2 separate regions of the Mus musculus genome follow, and region 2 is linked to region 1. Evidence: chromatin loops called from intact Hi-C (ENCODE). Cell type or tissue: heart. All regions are shown on one strand. Each heading gives the region's core, and the rest is flanking DNA. Links, peaks and the distances in the headings are about the cores only. Region 1 holds the start of Hmces (5-hydroxymethylcytosine (hmC) binding, ES cell specific). Region 2 holds the start of Cnbp (cellular nucleic acid binding protein).

Evidence for each region. Hi-C counts contacts between places; a loop is a spot of excess contacts. Peaks named below come from ENCODE experiments on the same cell type or tissue, not always from the same donor. Only the 100,000 strongest peaks of a DNase experiment are listed, where the experiment ranks them.
Region 2: a loop joins it to region 1, with 6 times the contacts of the local background. A loop is called at or near these places in 1 of 42 quality-filtered maps.

What each region holds. Positions count from the first base shown.
Region 1 is chr6:87,910,449-87,918,781 of GRCm38, reverse strand. It overlaps Copg1 (coatomer protein complex, subunit gamma 1), which reads right to left. Exons shown (of 24, transcript NM_017477.2): 24 at 5,187-6,610. The coding sequence ends at 6,480. It overlaps Hmces (5-hydroxymethylcytosine (hmC) binding, ES cell specific), which reads right to left and starts at 4,806. Exons shown (of 7, transcript NM_173737.2): 1 at 4,771-4,806; 2 at 4,087-4,291; 3 at 800-943. The coding sequence starts at 4,269. In heart, for the core only: no CTCF peak of the experiment used is centred there; DNase peaks (open chromatin) are centred at 4,271 and 4,741; H3K4me3 peaks cover 1,673 bases; H3K27ac peaks cover 1,351 bases.
Region 2 is chr6:87,847,610-87,855,942 of GRCm38, reverse strand. Cnbp (cellular nucleic acid binding protein) reads left to right here and starts at 4,837. Exons shown (of 5, transcript NM_001347325.1): 1 at 4,837-5,039. It overlaps Gm44064, which reads right to left and starts at 6,441. Exons shown (of 2, transcript XM_030255689.1): 1 at 6,436-6,441; 2 at 3,630-5,583. The coding sequence starts at 6,441. The coding sequence ends at 4,705. In heart, for the core only: a CTCF peak has its summit at 4,721; a DNase peak (open chromatin) is centred at 4,842; H3K4me3 peaks cover 3,668 bases; H3K27ac peaks cover 2,300 bases.

The DNA of each region.
Region 1 (8,333 bases), core at 230-8,229:
CTGTAGACCAAGTTGACCTTGAACTCACAGATCTGTTGGCCTCTGCCTTTCAAGTGCTGGGATTAAAGGTGTGTGTTACTACATTAGGCCAACTGTTTTGTTTTAAAAACTGTCTTAGTTACTTTTCAATTGCTGTGATAAGACATCATGGCCCAAACAATTTGAAGAAACGGTGTTACTGGAGGCTTACAGTTCCAGAGAGTGACCATCATGGTGGGGAGCAAGGCAGCAGACAGGCAGGCAGGGTGCTAGAATAGTAGCTGAGAGCTTATTATATTTTGAGGTACAATCACCAGTCAGAGAAAGCAAGAGAGCAAACTGGGAGTATCATGGGCTTTTGAAAGCCCACTCCCCAGTGACATACCTCCTCCAACAATGCCACACCTCCTAATCCTTCTCACACAGTTTAACCAACTGGGGACCAAGTATTATGAGCCTATGGGAGCCATTGTCATTCAAACCACCATAACCAATAAGTTTCAGAATTGCTAATCTAAACATAGCAATAAACAGAACAGGACCCAACATTAACAACTAGGAATATCCTGACTGGGTGGTGATGGTACACACCTGTAATCCCAGCACTTGGGAGGTAGAGGCAGACAGATCTCTGAGTTTGAGGCCAGCCTGGTCTACAGAGTAAGTTCCAGGACAGCTAGGGCTACACAGAGAAACTCTGTCTTGAGAAAACAAAACAAAAACAGCAAACTGAAAATATCCTTTGGAATATATTTCTCAGATATACAAAATACTTAGTAGTATTAGAAAGAAGTGCCTTTTCCCTATACACGCTGCCTACCTTGAATGACTGCTTCTCCATTATGGTATCACTACGACAGTTGGTAGTGTTGAACTGCAGCTTAGAAGGATCACTTTCTTTGAACCAAGATGGGACTAAGCCCCATCGCATGGGAATAATTATCCGATCTGATGAGTCTGCATCCTGCCATAGAAAAAAGATCAAGATTTAGCACCTGGATTTGTGGTATACACTTGTAATAATCCTAGCATTCAAAAGGCTGAGGCAGGAGAATTCCTGCTACTTTTAAGGTGACTTTGGGCTACACAGAAAGTCCAGGCAAGTCTAGACTGTACAGTGGTTAGGCATACTTACTGCTTTTGGAGAGGACCTGAGTTACGTTCTTAGAACCTATGTCTGGCAGCTACAACTACACCTACCTCTTCCCACTGGCAGACACCCAACAGATCACACACATAAATTTAAAAATAAGAAAGGTTGAGCAAGACACAAAAATATAATTAAACAGACTCAGGTACGGCAGGAAAACCATAAATTACTATATACAAACAATACAAGGTTATTTAGAGGGGAAAAGCTAGCTGGGCATGGTAGTACATGCTTTTAATTTTAATCCTAACATCTAGGAGGCAGGTGGATCTCTGTGAATTCAAGGCCAGCCTGCCTCAAAAACTGAGAGAGAAAGGGGTGGGTGGGGGTGGGGAAATGTCGACCAAGAGTGGTGGGTGGAAAACACTTGTGATCCCAATACTTGGGAGATGATACAGGTGTGTTGTGAATTCCAAGTTAACCAGATTTACTGTCTGAAGTAGGTCATAGGCCCAAGGAATGATACTATTAGTCATCTTTTCTGATAAATGGATTCAGTGTCAAGCTAAATATTTACACACATACCCAGAGTTCAGTGCTGTTCTCCGCACTGGTCAGAGAAACTCCTGACTGTAGAGGGTGATGATTACTGCAGAGACTCACAGCTGAGCAAAGTACTGGGGAGAATGACTTAAGTGTTCAGCTCTAAGTGGACACCTATATCATCCCTGTAAGGAACAGAAAGTGTTGTGGAAGAGAGAATAAAAAGAAGGTAACCTGTCAGAAAAGGAAAGGGGAAGAAAGTAGAAGGGTGAAGAAGAGAGGGCTGAGAAGTAATGGGTGAGTTAGAGGGATCACAATACACAGATTCATGTATGAAATTGTCATCAATTAAATAAAATGATATACAAGTGGAAGGACTAAGCTGGGCATAGTGCTACACACCTTTAATCCCAGCAATTTGAGAGACAGGTAAATCCTTGCCTTCAAAGACAGTCTGATCTACAAGGAGAGTTCTAGGACAGCCAGGGACACACAGAGAAGCCCTGTCTGGAAACACAAAACAAAACACAACAAAAAAGGTGGAATGACTAGATGTACTGTGAAACTGTCTTCCAGAAATGGCACAGCTGCTGTCCCCAAGGACCCAAAAGCAGCATTGAATACTTGCACAGGACCTACTCAAGAATGGGCCATCAACACTCAGCCTTCCACCGTGGTTAGGAGAGAGCTCATGAAGCCCTAGCCCTCCCTGAGAAGCTATGGGCAGGTAAGATTGTGTGTGTGTGTGGGGGGGGCGGGCTCAAAGGTGCCTTCTTCTGGCCTCCACAGGCACTGTACATGTGTACATGTGGTACACAGACATTCATTCAGCAAAACATCTATGCACATAAAAAAAATATAAAATACTTTTAAATGTCAGTGACGTTTTGGTTGACAGTTCTACTGGTCACCTCTGAGTGTTTTCATCACTGCACAGAGCAACCCCAAACACGAGGGCAATGCATACAAAGTGGCCGAGAACCCGAGATACTGAAAGTATTGCTCAGTATTAGTCATCTTTTCCTCTACAGGTCTGACTCTGGAGTTAGAACAGCTGGTGGCACTGTGGTAGATGGAAAGAAAAAAAAGAGGAAGTACTTTGCAAATCAGTGGTTTCAGATACAAATATTGCTACCTATTCATATATGCTGGCAGTTGAACGGCTGAAATGTTCCTAATTTTATTTTAGAATTTGTAGATTTGAAAAAAAAAATGTATCAAATATTTACCAGATTAAGAAACCCTAGCAATCTAAACAAATCGTATTATAGATGTGCAGTCAAACATTACACGGGCAAACTCAAATGACCCAAAGGAGGGGCTATGTTTGCTAGGGACTCCACCTTCCCATTTCTGCTCCCCAAGATCCATCCACTGAACTAGGGACCCTGGTCTGTTCAGCAGTTAAGGCTACTTGCTGCACTTGCAGAGGACCTGGGTTCAATTGCAAGCACTCACATGGTAGTCTTTGGTAACTTCAGTTCCAGGGGATCTGAAGCTCTGACTTCCAAGGGCACTAGGTACACGCCTGATGCACATCCATACATACAGCAGGTAAAACATTAATACACATAAATAAATTGTTAAATTTTAAAAAAATCAAAAATATTTTATGTGTGCTAAGACTGACCCCAAGGCTATGAGTATATGACATATGTTCTGTATCTCCGAGTAATATCACTAGCCCCAGACACACTGATTTTTTCTTTACATCTATTCGTGTGTATGTGTCTACTCTCTTGCGTGAATGCCACAGACTGGGAGTGGAATCAGAAGGCAGCTTGCAAGAGCTGGTTCTCTCCTAACAGGCAGCAAGTGTTCTCACCCACTGAGCCAGGCTGCAAGCTCTGTAAGCTCCACAAATCAGTTTTTTGAGACACAGTTTTACTATGCAGCCTTGACTAGCCTCCAACTCAGAGATCTGCCTTCCTCCGGCCTCCTAAGTGCTGGGATGAAAGGTGTGTGACACCACACTTGGGTTTTTGCTTTTTTGTTTTTAATATAAGGACAGATGACGCTGATAAATCAGTAATACTTGAAAAATGCGATCTTAAAAAAAAAAAGAGAGAGAGAGAGAGAGAGAGTCAAGCGTGTCAGAGTGTACACACCTGTAATACAGGATTCTGGAGACAGGCAGATTTGCTGAAAATCTGAGGTCAGCTGGGCCTCTATAGGGAGTTCCAGGACCGCCAGGGCTACATTCATAGTTAAGACTCTGTCTCAAAAGAATTCTTAAATGTATTCAGATATGAGGTTCACATAATTTGGGCATACATTCAAACAGTTTAACTGACCCTGAAGAATGCTGACTTATTTCTTGCAGAGACCCAGAGGGATTAGGGCCTTAATGTATCTGTAAAGGCTGCTTTTCGGGTCATTCCGGAGGCTGGGCAGATGGCGGCACATGGGTCACGAGTCAGATGGCCACGGCGATGCTGGCCCAGAAGCTCCGATGGTGCTGACACACTCCTTACCTTCTCAAAGTGCAGTCTGGAGAGCAGCACGGGGCTGCTGGACTGCGGGCTCTTGTTGTAGGAGGGGCAGTACTTGTCGGGGTCCCTCCACTGCGGGAGCCGCCGCCGGCCCTGCCGATCCTGATAGGCGCAGGCCCTGGTGAGAACCTCTCTGGGCAAGTGACAGGACGTTCGCCCGCACATACTTCAGCGCTGCCGCTCAGACCTAGAGAAAGTCACAAAACCCTAAGGTTCTCCTCCCTAGGTCACGCCAATCTCCCCGCGAAGCCACATCTTCCGCGGAGGCTCCGTTAGGTCAGCCAGTCCCGGCCACTGCGGGGCCCACAGTCCCCAAGCAGGCCCTCGGGTGGCGGGCGAGAAAGAAAGCCGCTCCTCCCAGGTTGTTTCCCACGGACGCAGCAGGGAAAGGTGAGAGCGCTCGGCTTTGACGCCAGCGACACTCGCGGGCCGCGGCCACCGCACTACCGCCCCGCGGGGACACGCTCAGGTCCCGGGCGGGGCCTTGTCGGCGCCAAGGCTCCAGCTCGGAACGTGGGCGGTCCTCGCCTGCCCGCCCGCCGGCGTCCCCTCCGCCGGGTCCTCTCTTCCGCCCGCTAGCTTCTCCTCAGCGCGGCCCTCCTCCCGCCCGCCCGTCCGTCCTCATCCCCTCAACGAGGCCCTCCCCACGCGCCCGCGTCCTCTCACCGCCCGAGGGTCTAGTCCACCCTTCCTCGCAGCTAGCGTCCGCCTAAGAGACGCCCGTCCCGCTCCTCGGTAACCCCGCCCCGCCCCCGACGTGACGTCGCGCCGTCGGGGTTCCCTCCCCACAGGTGGGGGTGTGGCTAGGTGAAGCAAGACAAAATGCACTGACCTGAGACAGGCACCCCAGGAGGCCTCAGGGTCCCCCTTCCCAGGCCGGAATCTGAAGCCAGAAAACCTGTGCTGCCCACCCTCAATGTGTAAGGCCATCCGAATTGAGACTCTCTAGCTATTCCCACAAACCCCTAAGGGTCAGGAAGCCCCACCTGGTTTCCTTTTTAACATTTGTGTGTGGGGTGTGTGCAAGCCTTTAAATAAAACTAGAGTAAGCTGTAATCTTCACAAAAGGAGGCTGACACCAATTTCTTTAATGAAGTTTATTTGAATGGAATGGCTTCCAGGCTATGACCAGGCCTGGGAGTAGAAGGGGAGGGTATTAGGCAGGAAGAATACAGTCAGGAAGGGCTAAGCAGGATGTGGCCTTGAAGGTCAGGCTTTCCTTTAAAGCCTGGAGAGGCCTTCATAAAGGGATGGAATGAGGCAGAGAGGCCAGGCAAGAGCAACTGCTCAGTCCCCAGGAGAGGGATGGAAGGTGGGGGACAGAGGGATGTCTTTAGGGAGCAGCCTTCAGGTCACCTACTTGAGAAAACCCCCCAAATGAGAAATCTCTTTATAACCTGTTAGGAAGTTTCACACCACGTTACTTAGTTCACCACTGCATGCCTGACCAAGTACATGGTGGAGCCAGGACCAGTCATGAAATAGGCCATAGCTAAAACAGCTTAACGATGCTCAAGTGTAGCCTGATGTCTTCATGTTATGGGATTCGGCTTAAAGGTGCAGGCCTCTGTTCTAATGTGTACATGTGCATGTGCATACAGTATACAGGTGTGCATGAGGTTAGGCGGCAACTATTGCAAAATGGTCCTCTCCTTCTACCAAGTGGGTAGTCCGTCCTGATAGGTACCTTTACCTGCTGAGCCATCTGAGTAGCCTCACAGGAGGTCCAGTTCTTCAAGTGTTTCCAACAGTTTAAACCACCTGATTTGAGTTTAAAGCCCAAGCCCTGAAGCATCCCCTAGGATTTCTTACTCCAGCCCAAAAGGAATGCAGATACTGTTTTTCCCACTCATAGACCCAGAGCAGATCATGACACCCTCTAAGGACCTTTGGACACCCATCCATCTACAGATGCCTGTAGATGAGTGGCTTACCAGACCTGCTAGCTGTTGTCATTCGGCTAGCCTTTAACCCCACCCTAAGCTTGGCACTGACAGTCCCGAGGGGCTATGCACACGCTCCATTTGGTGAAGGGAGGCCTCAGGGAGAAGTGGAGGCCCTGAGCACGAGCCTGCAGAAGCAGCAGTTATTCAAGAAATACATGCTGACTTATCATAGGGATGAGACGGTTTCTTTGAGTATAAATATTAAGAGAAAGTCTGAACATTTTATTCATTTGTCTCTCCTTGCAGGCATGGTGACAAAATCTACCCTAGCATTCCTGAATGATAGGATGGAATTAAAAAAAAAAATCTGTATTGACTCTTGATTGTTTCTTAACACAGTGGTCTGGGGAAGGGTTTCCACCGGCTTCACAGGGAAGAAGTGGCTTCGACGTAGTGTTGGACAAGATAGGAGTGGGGCTTAGGCCACCTCTAGCCCACGGATGCCAAGATGATATCTACTGGCAGCTCCTCTGAGCTTCTGGCTGTCACCTGCATCGTCACTGTGTCCAAAAGCAGAAGCCGAGAACGCACAAGGATGTCATGACCACCCCGGAATACTCCTGTAAGTGAGAGGAAGCAGAGTTTTGTGAGGCTGAAGGAGGCTGTGCTGAGAGTGACACATGATCAACACCCCCACCCCACCCCACTCCACCCCACCCCCACCGCACACACTGAGGCACAACTGGGAGGCCTGGACAACTCTCACTGCTTCCCTGAGCTCTGGAACCCTTAAGGACATAGTGCTGCAGTAACTATCAATCACTGCATACATCACTAACTATACATCACCTGAGCCTCCTGCCAGGCTCAAGTGAACGCTCGGGTATGTAAGGCTTATACCTCATATTAGAGGCTCACAGACAGTGGCTGAATCTGAGAGTGTGGATGAGGGGGCGAGCCCTATAAGAAAAAAACCACAAAGCAGTTGTCTGACAGACCCAGGGGACTGAGTTGCTTCATCAAGGCCAGAGTGCTCTGCTGAGCACTCACTGAAGCAGAACGCCTTCCCAACCATGTTTGTAAACACACCCAGCCCCCAACTCCCAAAATAACTATCCCCACCCACCCACACACACACAAAACCTATCCAAGGCTCGGTGTGTCTCAACAACAGACTGCTTGCTTTGCCTAGCCTTGCCTTGTCTGACCATCAGCCCTGCGGAGGGATAAAAGTCAGGTGTGGTGGGTTACTGAAGGCCGAGGCAAGAGAATTACAAGTTCAAGGAATTAGGGTTATACATGAAGATTGTGCTGCAGAAATCTGCCTAGCCTTAATCACTGAGTTTCATTCTCAGCTCCATTTCCACAAATGTCTAGGGCAATATAAGCTTTGGCCATTTTTGAGCTAAACACAGGATAGCAAGTATTTATATATGAATTACAAAATAAGTTGCATGAAAATACTCTAGGGAAGAGTGGGCGCAGGTGCTTCAAGAATTAAGCAGTAGTGTTCATTATATGTACCATTTAATTTTGTATGTGTTGGGAAATTTCCAAGATGAAATGTAGACAGCCATTTTTTTTAACTTATTTTTTAAAAACGTTTATGTAGGTGTTTTGCATGCATGTATGTCTGTGTTGTGGATGGCACTGGGGCTAATTGTATTTGATGTTAATTCTGTTCTCCTGTGAGTGGCTGTGAACAAGGAATGAGTCAGCACTCAGGTGATTTCCTGTAAACCTGCTTCCCACCTTAATTTATAAATAAAGGCTAGAGACGGTGATTGGGCAGAGAAAGAGGGGCAGGTGAAGCTGAAGGTTTTGATGGAAAAGAGAGGAAGAGGGGGAGGGGAGGGGAGAGGATGAGGAGGAGGATGGAGAAGTAAGGTAGAGCGGAAGCACCTGGCCTTGAGAAACTGCAAGTTACAAGGGGTTCCTTCTACGGGGAAGATGCTAGTGTAGTGGTAGATCTGCCCAAACTAGGCGCACAGCATGTATTCAAATGAACTGAGTTGTGTTTTCATTACCTGGGCTTATTAGGGTTGGAAATTTACTGCAACATGTCTGTGTGAAGGTGTTGGATCCAGGGGAATTGGAATTACAGACAGTTGTCAACTATGGGTACTGGGAATTTTGTTTTGCTTTGCTTAGGTTTTTCTGGAAACTGTCTCAATATGTAGCCCTTGGCTTTAACTTACACAAAAGTTCCTGTCTCTGTCTCTCAAATGCTGAAATTATGGAGTGAGTTACCAGGCCAGGCCCCACACCCACTCTTCTAATAAAGTAAACAAAAAACAACAACAAAATAACCCCAATAAAGTTGATACTTAGATAAAGGAACAT
Region 2 (8,333 bases), core at 319-8,318, 63 kb after region 1:
AAGACTTAAAAATTAACAAGAAAGAGACCAAGTCAATAGAAAAATGTTCAAAATAGGTTCTTCTGGAAAGAAGAAACTTGAAGACTACAATTTTAGAAGAAATGTTTAGCTCCCCTAGTAATCTGGGAAATGCTAATTGGAAAGTGAGAGGCAAGATGAAAATTTACATTCATAGAGGAACATTGAGTAAATTTTTGTACCAATTGATTTACTTTCTTTTGCAGTGCCATAATCATTGAAACTGGAAGGAGGCCCTTCCATGACCAGTAGCTAAACACATGTGGTATACCCAACTGAGGAATATCAGCAATAAAAAGAATGGATTATTGATCTACAGTGATTTGGAATGGATTTACAGACAACTATAATGGGAGAAAAAAAAGATAATCTCCAATGGCTACATGTCTGACTCCATTTACATAACTTTTTAATTTCCTTCTCTTTTTTTTCCTCCTCCACCTCCTCCTTCTAGAGGACAAAGTCTCTCTATATAGTACTGGCTGTCCTAGAACTCACTCTGTAGACAAGGCTGGCCTTGAACTCACAGAGATCTTCCTGCCTCTGACTCAAAGGTTCCTGGCTTATATAACATTTTTTTTAAAGATTTATTTATTTATTATATGTAAGGGCACTGTAGCTGTCTTCAGACACTCCAGAAGAGGGAGTCAGATCTCGTTACGGATGGTTGTGAGCCACCATGTGGTTGCTGGGATTTGAACTCCTGACCTTCGGAAGAGCAGCCGGGTGCTCTTACCCACTGAGCCATCTCACCAGCCCTTATATAACATTTTTAAGAACACAGTTTTTAGGAATGGAGCTGAGTGGATGGTGAGAACTTACAAAAGTTTTGTGAAAACTCATGAAAATCATAAAAATGCCTGGCATAGCTGGGCATAGTGATGCCTATCTGTGATCCCAGCATCCAGGGAGGCAGAGGCTAGAGATTCAGGTGTTCAGGTCATTTGGGTTCTGTAGCAAGTTTGGGCCCACCCTGGGCTATAGGAAATTTTGTCTCAAAACAAAAACACCACCTGGGGGTGGTAGCACACTCCTTTAATCCCAGAATTTAGGAGGCAGGGGCAGGTTCTAACCCAGTCTGGTCCTGGTGAGTTCCAGGCTAGCCAGGGCTACAATGTGAGATCCTGAATCAAAAACAACATAATAAAATATTAAATAAATAAAGATCCAAAACAGTTGGTGATGGTGGCACATGCTGACGGGTGATACTGAAGAGATGGAGGTGGGAGGAGAACGGGCTCAAGCCCTGCCCGGGCTCCTCCTTTGCCTGTACTGATGGAGGAAGAGGTGGATCTCTGTGCAGTTCAAGGTCAGACTGGTCTACATAGTGAATTCCAGGCGAGGCAAATAAACCAACAAACCAACAAGTAGACCAAACCAATCTAGAATCAGCATTCAATTGGTAGTAGCATATGACAGAATGATCCTGTTTACTTTATGCCTGACATTCTATGAAAGCTTTATATTCATAATTTTAATGCTTAGTCATCTACCTATCATTGATTCCTTTTTTAGTTTAGTTTTTCTTTGATATTTAAAAATTTTTTGTTTGTTTGTTTGTTTTTCAAGACAGGGTTTCTCTGTGTAGCCCTGGCTGTCCTGGAACTTACTTTGTAGACTAGGCTGGCCTCAAACTCAGAAATCCGCCTGCCTCTGCCTCCCGAGTGCTGGGATTAAAGGCGTGTGCCACCACGCCCGGCTCAACTGTAATTGTGTGTGTGTGTGTGTGTGTGTGTGTGTGTGTGCGCGTGCGCGCGTGTGACTTTGTGGGAACGTGTACATGTGAGTGTGCACTAGGGAAAGGGTATGGGATCCCCGTGCTGGAGTCACAAGTAATCTGGGGTCAGGACCTTTGTCCTCTGCAAAAGCCTGCTCTTAATCACCAAGCCATCTTCTTGCCTGGTGTTTTGTTTCTGAGACAGCATCTCACATTTTAGACCTACTCGGGACTCACTCTGTAGGTCTGCTGTCCTTGAGTTGCTTGAGTTCTTCCGATCTTGGTCTTGATCCCTAGGATTACAGGTGTGCTCTACCACACCCAGCCTGCTTTTTTCAGGATTTAGTCTAGTCCCTTTCTGCTTTGGAGGCGTACATGGGTGGAAACATCAGTCTGTTCTCCTCTTCCTTAGCCACATACTTTCCAAGTAAAGTCACAGCAGTGTCCCTGCTGGCACAGAAAACATAAAGGAAAAGACCTATGTATCATCCTAGTCTGACAGCAGAATCTAAGGCATGTGCTATGCAGCTGGGCACTGAATGGGAAATGGAGAGTTGGCAAGTGTAGCTGCTCTACTGTGACCTGTTTTAAGGACTGAATCCTGCTGAGTCATAGCGCTGGTCCTCTCTTCAACATTCAGTACTTTCTTATGGCCCCTGCTAACCGGCAAGTTCTTCAAGAGCAAGGTCTAGAGGATAACTGAATACCTTTGTAACCCAGGTGACACTACGCACAATGCCTAACATTGAACAGGCATGGAGGATGGGTAAAACACATCCCAAGGGCAGAGACTAGAGCAGGAGTCTATTTCTTCAGCATCATTGACAGCTTAACTTAAAAAAATATACTTTATTTATATATTTTTGTATGTATACGCTTGTGTATATTTGGAAATGTGCTATCCCATGTGTATAGAGGTCAGAGGACAAGTTGGGGGCGGAGGAGCATCCATTCTTTCCTTCTCACATCTGGGTTCAGAGATCAAGCCCAGGCTGTGAAACCAGGCAGTGACAATGTTACTTGGTGAACCGTCTTGGTTGACCCACAGCTCAGCTTTTGGTAAAGCTGTTTTGTTTTGTTTTGTTTTTCTGCCTTATTTTTAAACATTTTGTGTGAAATGGGTGGACATATTCAGTAACTACAAGTTAACTTCCATTATAGATCTCCTTGCCAACTATCACAGTGCCTCATGGCCAGTCTGGTTCCATGAATAGTGATAATTAGAGAATGTTGGGCGCCAAGTGAAGAGTCATCAGTTGTCACACCACCACGCCCAGTTTCAAAGCAATTTTTAATATAAGAAACATTCCATCCCTGGGCCTAAAAGAAAGATCAAACAGTTTATGTGTGATTGTGCTTAAAATGGTAAATTAGGAACAAGTCAAAAAATTATTAATTTAGACTGGTATGATGTCATGCACCTTTAATTCTAGTAGAAAGAGGTAAAGGCAGGCAGATATCTTTGAGTTCGAGGCCAGGCAAGACTACATAGTGAGATCCTGTCTTAAAAGCAAAAAGCAGTTTAGGGTTCTCGTGTTTTGAAGCAGTAGGGGCTTCATATATAGCTTTGCCTTATACATACTCACTGCTAGAATTTATGAAGATGCTGCTTGTCTGCAGTTGCTTTATCTGCAACGCTCTGTGAGTTCAAGATCAGCATGGTCTATGAGTAGTGAGTTGCAGGATGGCCAGGGCCATGTAGAGACCCTGCCTCAAACAACGAGAACAACAACAAAGATTTATGTGTATGTGGCTGGGTATATTTATGTGCACCTCCTAAGTTAGAGGACATTAGATCCTCTGGACCTGGAGTTATATGTAGTTGTTAGTAGGATATAGGTGTTGGGAACTGAATTCTGGTTCTCTTCAATAGCAGCATGTGTTGTTGCTGGTGTTTTTTTTTTTTTTTTGTTTTTTGTTTTTGTTTTTTTTTGCTTATTTTGAGACTGGGTCTGACTATGGTTGAACATTTTGTTCTTCTGTTGAAATGGAATCTAGAGTCTTGTGCGAGACAAATGCTCTTCTAAACCATATCTACAGCCCAAAGGTCTTACTATGTAGCTATGGCTGACCTGGGACTTGTTATGTAGATTAGATGAACTTGGACTGACAAGAGATCCTACTGCCTCTACTTCTCAAGTGCAAGCGACTAAAGGTATGCACCACCACGCCTGGCTGCTCTCAACTTCTAAGTCATTTCTGCAGGCCCATGTGTAAGTTTAAAGAGTAAGTCGCTAGCGGAAACTAAAATCTAGACAAATTTTAGTACTTTTTAGAACTCAAGAGACTTGAGATTTCCAGATTCTTCATGTTTGTATTAAAAAAATCATTAAAACGGGACAGAGTTCTAGAATGCTTTAGTTTATATAGAAATTGTCTTCAGGGTGTGTGGTAACGCTAGGGAATCAAACCCAGGACTTACAGGAAAAATTTATCTTCTGCTTTGAGGACCTATGACTACACACACAATCTATTTTGGAGACACCATGAAATGCAAACGACGGTCACTCCTGAATGGGGCAGCCCAGGCAATAACTTTCTTGGCCTCCTCTCATCCACAAATCCTAGGGATGTCATTCATTATGGGTCACAAGAAGTGTTGTGACACAAATCACCTGTCACCATCTTCAACCTCATTAGGCATTTTCATTTGGGGCTATTGCAAGCCAGGGGCACTAGCAGCGCGCTGTCGGTTTATACCCAGGAAACACAAAACCCAAACGCATCTCATGGACCGTAACGGTAGCCACAGCCGCTTCTATGATCAGGCCACTAAGACCTTCCCCCAAACCTAAGTGTGTGTGTATTGGAACCTGGTCTGCTTCTGAGCCCCACCAGGCTTAGGGGAGGCCGGGCAGGGGGAGATTGGCTCCCGCAAGCTGCGACCACTGCCCGGATCAGCCCCGTAGGCTGGAGAGAACCAGCAAAGGTTCGAGGGACGAACTGCTAGTAGGAAAGCAGCGAACCACTCATCGTAGACACGGAACCCAGGTACGGGCGGGAAGGCCGCGAGCGCTGCGGGCCGGAAGAGGCTGGGCGTGGAGCAGTCCGCCCCGCCCCTGCCGCCCTCGCGCGAGGCCGCGCTCCCAGCGGGCGATTCTGATTGGCTGGCCTGGCTTCCTGCGCTGATTGGATCCGTGGGCGAGGCGGAGGAGAGCCGTGCGCAGCGGCGTGTGTGGGGCCGTGTGCAGACCCGCGTGTGGCGCAGGCAAGGACCCTGAAAATAAACAGCCGCTGCTTTGCGAGTCGCCTTCTTGGTTCTTCGTCCGAGTCTCCTCCGCTGTGGGCAGCTCAGACGCCGAAGGTGAGAGGCGAGGGTGTAGCCTGCGCAACGGAGGTGGCGGGGTTGGTGCGGCCGAGACGGACGGAGGGCCGGAACTGCGAGGCGCGATGGCGGCCGCACCTCGGCCTGCGCCCTGCTGCGTCAGGCGCGGGGCTCGGCCCGAGCGGCGTCTCGGCTCCAGTTTCTGGCCCGCCGTACTGTGGCGGGCGTCCTGTCCGTCCTGCGGCGCTGGCACTAGGGCTGGAGCGTGGGGCCCTCTCTTGGCCCCGAGGGCCACGCAGGCCTCATCCGTGTGGCGACGAGGCCCGGCGCCCTTGGGGCCGAGGCGAGGAGAGTCGCGCGCGGGCCTAGCGCCGAGGGCCAGTGTGGCGGGAACTCCTGGAACGGGGCGGTGTGGCGGGGGCGAGAGCCTGGTCGAGGTGGAGGTCCCCAGGCCGAGCGCCCGGTGGAGGCCTGGCGGGCCATGTGCCAGCGGCTGCGGGGCCTCAGGACCTGGCCTGTGACGAAGCCCGCGCACGCCGCTGTAAGGCTTGGGAGTCTGGATTCGGTTCTCTGTACTGGCGACCTTTATTCAAACTCCTGATTTCTTGTAGTTCGTATTCTTAAGCAGCTTATTCGACATCGTTAGTCAAAAGAAACCACCTTTCCCTGGATCGATGAGAGTCAAGTCTTAGGTCCCTCACCCCCCCCCCCCCTTTTTTTTTTTAATGGAGCGGGAACCGGGTGGATAGGACCCGTAGGTTGTCAGGCCTTTAAGGCCATCAGGGTGGCAGAAGTCCTTGCCAATATTTCTCGGATTAAATGGATATAAATTACAAGAAAGCCTCGGAAGTAGAGTTGGCAAAGATCAATCTAGATTTTTCATTACCGTGAAAACCTGTTTTAGGACGGTTTAATCGTTCTCACTTGGGTTTAGGTGTTGATTTTATAGGTGAAGCCTTTTGCCTGTTGCCACATGTCAAGCACATGGCCTCGGCCACCAGGCACTTTCAGAGGAAGTGACTACATCTGGGGTGGGGGTGGGGGTCTTGGAAAAGGAGACATTGCACAGCAATCGGCTGGTTAGGTTTTTGCAATATTCTTGAAGACACAAAATAGACAAGAAACCACGACACTCAATCTGACTGCATTAAAGTAAAAGGGAATTAAGTTATATCCCCAATTTACCCCCAGATGTAGTTTTATGTGATAAAAATTACCATTTCCTGTTGCTTGACCCAATTCTGGAGAGACTTATGACAATGGATTAATTTTAAATTTGCAAATTTGTTAGCCATTTGCTCCTAGTATATATTGAATTTAAGATTTTGAAAGTTTTAAAAAAAGATACATAAACTGTGATCCTTATCACTTTATTCTTTAAGTCTGAAAAACTGAAAGTTACTTTGGTTAAAATTCAAGCTTATCAAATTGTAACCCGCATAGTCCTAGGTGCTTTTTTTTTTCTTTTAAAGCTTAAGTTTGCTGCTTGTCTACAAGGAACTCTTTGTATGCTGGACTATAAAAGGAATAATTTATTGGAATCCCAAGGGCTGAATTAAGGGCTTAATTTTTCCCTCAAATTACAACTCGTAACAAGTTTTTAAAACTCTTAACAGTACGATATCTGGCTATTTACCTCCTACTTCACATTAGGAAATTATTGTATTTGGATTATTTTCATATTAATACCAAGAGGTAAATTATTTCAAAGAGATGTGCAGTTTGTAAAATGTTTTAAGCCAAGTCAGCTGAAGACCAAGGGCTTATATTCTGGCAGTTGAACAACTGCAAATGTTAAGATTTTGTAATGATGTATGGCTTTTTACCTTTTAGACCTAAAAACATATAGTGAATAAGGCACTGCTGGAGTGATTGTTAGGTGAATGCATTTCCAGAGAGATTTTGCCTCCCTCTACTCCCTCCTGACAGTAAGTTGAGAACCAGAGTACTAACACCAAGCAAGGCACCCTGGCTGACTATGTGGAGAATGCTCTTTTCCACACTGCCTCACTTAATAGGGCTCTTGTTTTGGCACTGTCTAACTTCAGGTTGCTAAATACTTGGGATAATAAAGTGAACTTATGGCCTCATGCAAATAGGAAGGCTTTGCACATTATGAATACAAGCCAGGTGTGGTGATAAAGGCCTATTCCATCCCAGTACTTGGGGAGGATGGACAGGATTGCAAATACATTTGAAGCCTGCCTAGGCTACAGAATAAACTTGTTTTAAAAGGGCAGGAAAATCCAGGAGTGGTGACACACTCATTTAATACCAGAACTGAGGCCCATCTCTTAAATTTGAGGACTGCCTCCTATGTCCAAACCCAGAACACTCCTTTTCACTGCTGTTAGACAACAGATGTGTGTTCTCTTCCTCTTGCTAGTATCTTAGCAGTATAAAAAGATCCCAGAATCATGGTTAAGTTCAGGTTAGCCAGTTAACTTGGCTACCCATTTGTTATATCACCTCAAAGATACAGGGCCCTCACCACCAACTATGATGTGTGTTGAGCTAACTTTACTATTTCATCTGGCCTTCTTAACACAGTGATTTATATCCATTTTTATCCTCTAGACCCTTAAGTTCTATTTCCCAAGCAAAGGGTTATCCTTGCCTTATCACAGTTGTTATACTGAGACCACAGGGCAGTTCTTGCCCTCTGAACATACATCTATGCTCCAATAAATTGGCATGGCACCACAATACCACACTCTGTTGTTGTAACAAACTAGATATAATAAAAAGCAAGATACAGTCTGTTACCTGATTCTGGCCACCATGATGAAAAATAAGAGTACCAACCATAAGAAAACTGTTTTACCCTATAATTCACTACTCTGACCTTGGTTAATTTTATCTGTATCTGCATGTCCTGACTACCTGTGCAAAGGCTTAATAGCTGAGTATCTACTATGTCAGCCATAATTACATAGTCTACTATCTTAACCACTCTTCAAGTTATGTATCCTTATTCCCTTTTAACAAGGAAACAGGGTGGCTGGGTTTGGTGGCACATTCATTTAACCCCAGCACTAGGGAGGCAGAGGCAGGCTGAATTCAAGGCCAACCTGGTCTAGACTTCCAAGACAGAGTGCTACAAAGAGAATCCTGTCTCGGAAAAAAAAAAAAAACAATAATAAACAGAACAACAACAAATCTGAGAACAAGTGACTTACCTATTAAAGCCATACAGGTAGAACCTCGTACTGACAAGATGTCAACAGTTTGCCTCTAAATTCACTAAGGCTAGCTAAGTGATAAAGGAGAATACACACATACATGCTGCTTCTTATATGTAATTTAAACCTCAATGCAGAAAGTATCTATTCG